Regions from separate parts of the Mus musculus genome. Here region 2 is linked to region 1. The links are chromatin loops, found by intact Hi-C in ENCODE. Cell type or tissue: left cerebral cortex. All regions are shown on one strand.

What was found. A loop is a pair of places that touch in the nucleus more often than their neighbours do. Peaks named below come from ENCODE experiments on the same cell type or tissue, not always from the same donor. Only the 100,000 strongest peaks of a DNase experiment are listed, where the experiment ranks them.
Region 2: a loop joins it to region 1, with 4 times the contacts of the local background. A loop is called at or near these places in 10 of 42 quality-filtered maps.

The regions. Positions count from the first base shown.
Region 1 is chr1:180,483,218-180,485,717 of GRCm38, forward strand. Stum (mechanosensory transduction mediator) reads right to left here and starts at 287. Exons shown (of 4, transcript NM_001081227.2): 1 at 1-287. The coding sequence starts at 112. In left cerebral cortex, a CTCF peak has its summit at 1,012 (motif pointing left); DNase peaks (open chromatin) are centred at 313 and 810; H3K4me3 peaks cover 697 bases; H3K27ac peaks cover 704 bases.
Region 2 is chr1:180,567,600-180,570,099 of GRCm38, forward strand. It overlaps Parp1 (poly (ADP-ribose) polymerase family, member 1), which reads left to right and starts at 1,292. Exons shown (of 23, transcript NM_007415.3): 1 at 1,292-1,554. The coding sequence starts at 1,435. Gm31986 (a long non-coding RNA gene) reads right to left here and starts at 1,300. Exons shown (of 4, transcript XR_001779573.2): 1 at 379-1,300. In left cerebral cortex, no CTCF peak of the experiment used is centred here; DNase peaks (open chromatin) are centred at 1,270, 1,720 and 2,054; H3K4me3 peaks cover 1,754 bases; H3K27ac peaks cover 1,454 bases.

The DNA of each region.
Region 1 (2,500 bases):
TCTCGCGAACCTGCACGACCACCCCGCTGGACGACGATGCCCCCCGGGGATCTGCCGCTGCCACAGCCGCCGCCGCCGCCGCGGTCTCGGCGTCTTTGTGCAAAGGCTCCATGGCTGGACGCGCTCTCCAGGAACCCTGCAGCCGCCCGGGGCACCAGGGCAGACGGCGGCCGGCTGCGGGCTCCTGGCAGCGCGCTATGCGCCCTTCTCAGGAGGCCAGTGCGCTCCGGGTGCTGCGAGGCTGGCGGAGAAGCCCGCCCTCCCGCGCTCCACGCCCCCACTCCGGGCGGAGGGCGGGAGGGGCAGCGTGACACTCTGTGACAGCGCTCCCTCGCCCCTCCCCTCCGGGCCCCTTCCCCGCCCCCTCCACACCTCTCTGCAAAGCCCTTGGTTCACCAGCAATGGAGACCCCAGCAAGGGAAGAAAGCGCAAGGAGAGCGCAAGGATGCTGGTGGTCTAGGTACCCAGAGGGATGGATGTGCCTCACCCTCCTAGCACAGGTGAACTGAGAACCTCACTCAAGGTCCTGGAGAGCTGGGCGTGCACTAGGCTGATTCAGTTGGAAAAGCCTCAAGGTTGAATCTCTCTTCTGGAGTGTGCATTTAATGCTAGGGAGGTGGGGGCTAGGGACGCTTGAAGCCTGAAACCTAGAAACACTTTGCATTTCGAGTCACGGAGAAAAAGCAACGTGTTTCGAGTCACAGATGCTGATAGGACTGGAAGCGAGAAATATAGCTTACAGCTTTATAAACCCATGCATGTCTGCAAGAGATGTTCCCTTCACGCGCCCACACACACACACACACACACACACACACACACACACACACTGTCTCACGTATAAGTTCACACACATAGAAACGAAAATGGAAAGGAATGCTTGCTTGAGGGAGCCACGGAGCTGGTAGTGGGAACCATGCCCTGACCAGTGTGCTGCTGCGGGACATCTGGGCCAGTTATGACTACCTGGTGAAGATGCGGTGCGCCCACAGCGCCCCCTGGTGTTAACGATGCACCGGTGGGAATAAGCGAATAGACTTGGCAAGAGTCCAAACCAAGAGCCTAATTCAGTCTTTTCAATAAGACCCTTCATCTACTCCGATGAAAATGACCTCCTCTAGCGGGGCACGTGCTTCATGGCTGCAATCCCATCCTTGAGAGGTGTAGGTAGGAGGCTCTCTTCCTATCAAATTCAAGACCAACTTGAGCAAGACTACACTTCTAAATAGATAAATATTTTAAGTCTACAAGGTAGCCTGCAGGATTGTAGTCATTACAATGATAGTACCGCAGAGCCAGTGACAAATTGGCTGGGATATGCTGAAGGTTCGAAGGTTCTGGGACTGGGACCTTCCCATGCATCCAACTGTAGGGGAGTTATCAGTCACTAAAGCCCCTCCCAGAAAGTGATGCAGGTCAAGATTTAATGGCCAACAGAAACTACTTGTAGGTATGTTTTATTTTAAATGTTTATCACAGCATCCTCTGTTGGGCAGCATCCCAAACTCTTAACCACATTCAATGCCTGCCTTAACTGTACAAAGCACTACATAGTACTGTGTTTTCTAGATGGAGCAATTAAAGCATAATCGTCCATGATAATGTGGAGCAGGTGATCTCTTTCCAAAACCCATATGCATAAATGACATTTCATCTAAAGATCCCGAAACTAACCTCCATTCTATGAATTCGCAGAATACCTGGATCTCTTTTGGGTTCCCTCTATCATTATTTGTCTCTGAGGAAAATGAACCCAGAGAGGGAAATAGATTTCTATTTCCCCAATTTCCTGTGGCTATCTTTGTGACACCCAGACAGAGCCATTGTGGGTGCCAACACATGGGAGCCTATGATAGCAGGGGGAATCCAGACCTGCAGTAAAGCTGGGCCTGGAGCTGCTAAGGTGGGTAGGAAACAGGTTAGTGCTGGGGGCGGGCAGAGGAATTAGGACTTTATTGTCTGGGAATCGCTGACATTTTAAGTGGACATAGGGCCTCATACGTGTTCTATTTATTCCTACAATGTAACAAGTGACCCTCGAATTGATCAGCTTGACATGGCCGGATTTTGGTTTGTATGTTTTTGTTTTGTTGTTTTGAATGATCATACTCTACGGTGAGAACATAAGAGAGGCGGCATTTCTCCCTCCATTGTCTGCAGATCTGCAGCTGGGAAACTCAAATGGCTGGTGGCTGGAACAGTGAGGACCACAAGATCCACTTCTAAAAATATTCTCTGGTCAGTGGCATCAGGGAGAGAGTTTGAAAGCTGGTTGGCCAGGGGTAGTCCTTCATGCTACCTCCATTGTCCACGTGACCTGGAGGTTTTTACATTAAAATATGGCCGCCAGTTTCTAAGTGAGAACTTGCTGAGAGGAGTCATCCTGAGAGTAGAGACTGCAGAACCATAATGAGTATCACCGCCACTTCTCCAAAAGTTACACAGTATCCTTCTGCATTTCTCCCTTAGGCATTCAACCAGCGACCCACCCAGACTTAAA
Region 2 (2,500 bases), 84 kb after region 1:
CCAGTCAGGAGATATGAAAACGTCTTCTGGACTCAGCAAACACCAAACACACATGATATATAAATATTTATACAGGCAAAACATGCCTGCAATTCACACATTGTAATTTGGTCTGGGAGATTTTCTGTTTTTTAAGTCTGAGATAGGCTAGCCTGCCTGGTTTAGACCCTCTGCAGCAAAGGAGAATTTGCTGGGGTGGTTACCCACGGGATCAGTTACAAGGCAAAGTGGAAGGACCCCACTCCCTGGACTAGGTTAGGGAACAGCCATGTGTCCTGTCTCTCTCTGCCACGAGAGGGTCTCAACAAGGGAGGGCAGGGTTAGAAAAAGAGCAGCAACAGAGGAAGCACAAAGCAGATACCTAGAGCCAGTTCATACCTGCTCAATCAGGAATGATTCATAGACAAGTAGGCCACAGCTCACCAGCCAGTTTGCTGCCAGACATGCAGTTTACCCACACTTTAGGACACAGGCAAGTGGATCTCTGTGAGTTTGAAGCCGACTTCATCTTCATGGCCAGCCAGGGCTTTATAGTGAGACCCTGCATCACGCTCATATAATTATTAAAAAAAAAAAAAGACCAATAATGTTAAAGATTGTAGTGCTACATTAAATAACAAGATCTAACAGTAGCAAGTTTAACAATACCTATAACTTTAATTGTCGATAACCTAAAATATTTTGGGATCTCCCCAGGAAAATATCTGTTGCCGGAGATGGTGTCACACGCCCTTAATCCCAAGCACTCAGGAGGCAAAGGCACATGGATCCCTGTGAGTTCAAGGCCAGCCTGATCTACAGAACAAGTTTCAGGGCAGCCAGGGCAACACTGAGACACCCTGTCCTGTGTTAGCGCGGAGATGGGGGATGAGAACACACGACATCTGTTGTAACTACTACCAACTGTCACGGGTTCTGCTCATTCTCTTGGAATTTATAGTTATGCATTTAAGTTTACTAAGAATGAAAAATCAGGCTTTAGTTGGTTTTCTGTGTCAGCAATGTGGAGGCTGCAAAGCAGAATACTACACTTAGGGTCAGCAGGGTTCGCTCTAGACATACCTAGAAAAAAATGCAAGTGGGTGAGGTGGAATTATTTGGGCGAACAAAAAGCCTTTCTGGGACAAACCGACAAAAGGGGTGGCGCCTGTCAGATTCCCCGGGTCCCCGCCCTGGCCCCTTCCCAGAGGCAGAGACCAGCGTGCACAGGCGCAGTCGCGCTGGGACCCAACCTCCCAAGGACACGTGCTGAAGCCCCGCCCTATGAGCTGAGGCCCCGCCCTCCGCGCGCGAGCTTGGGGGGGCGGTCCCGCCGCTAGGCATCAGTAATCTATCCTGAGCGGAGGCGGCTCTGCACGCTTGCGGGGGAAACCGACACGTTAGCGGAGCGCACCAGCGGCGGCGTCGGGCTGCCGCTGCAGCACGAGAAGGAGGATGGCGGAGGCCTCGGAGAGGCTTTATCGAGTGGAGTACGCGAAGAGCGGGCGCGCCTCTTGCAAGAAATGCAGCGAGAGTATTCCCAAGGACTCCCTCCGCATGGCCATCATGGTGCAGGTGCGACGGGGCCGGGCCGGAGGCGCAGGGCGACGCGGCCTGGGCGGCTGTGTGGGCTCGGGGCCGCCTCACTCCGCCCTGCGGCTCAGCCGGACCGGGAGAGAAGGGCGGGAAAGACCCGCGGCGCTGCCGCGGAGGTCCTTGAGGCCCATTGGGCCGACCCCTTCCGGGACATTGCGCTTACCCTGCAAGAAAAGCCCGGGAAGTAAGAGCATCTGGCGTAAGTGCCTCTGGCTTTGTAAAGACAAGGGGCCTGCCTCTTCGCTGGGTCTGGATGGTCGCAGAGTTTTTGTTTATTTCACTGCCTTCTCGGCGTCGGGGTGGAGGGTGTGCGCGCGGTCTTTAAAGCTGCTCTGATTTGGGCCTATCTTGTCCCGGAAGATTATTGTCCTCCATGAATACAGAAGATTTTTTTTTCCCCTTAAGCCTATTTTTGATGATCCTTTCAACATCCGCTCACTCTCGGTATTTCTATTTTAGTTATGCAAAGCAGTGCCATTTCTTTACAGTGCATTCGCTTTGGGCCTGATTTCTACTTGGAAATAACATTTTCTCCAAACTTCCCGAGGTCTCGGCGCTTTCTGCAGCTATCTGGTCTCTTCACTGACGCTTCCGAGATGGTCAGGAGGTGGTGGGATGACGGGTCCTGGCGTTCCAGTGGCTCCTGCCTCCTAGGCTTCTGGTTTTGCAGATTCCTTCCCGTCTTTGCTAGTGTGGTTCTCACCTGCCCTGTTCCCACCTCCCCCAAACACTCAGTTACCCAAGCTCACGCTGCTAATGGTCGAGGCAATTGATTTCCCTTGCTGTCCAGCTGCAGTAATGTGTTTTAGAAGAGGCAGGCTAGCCCTCAATGGGGCTTCAGTTCTTAAGGGGGGGAGGGAAGGGGGAAAAGACATTCACCCAGTGGGTACCAAGATACCACACTGCTTCTATTATTTCTCCTTAT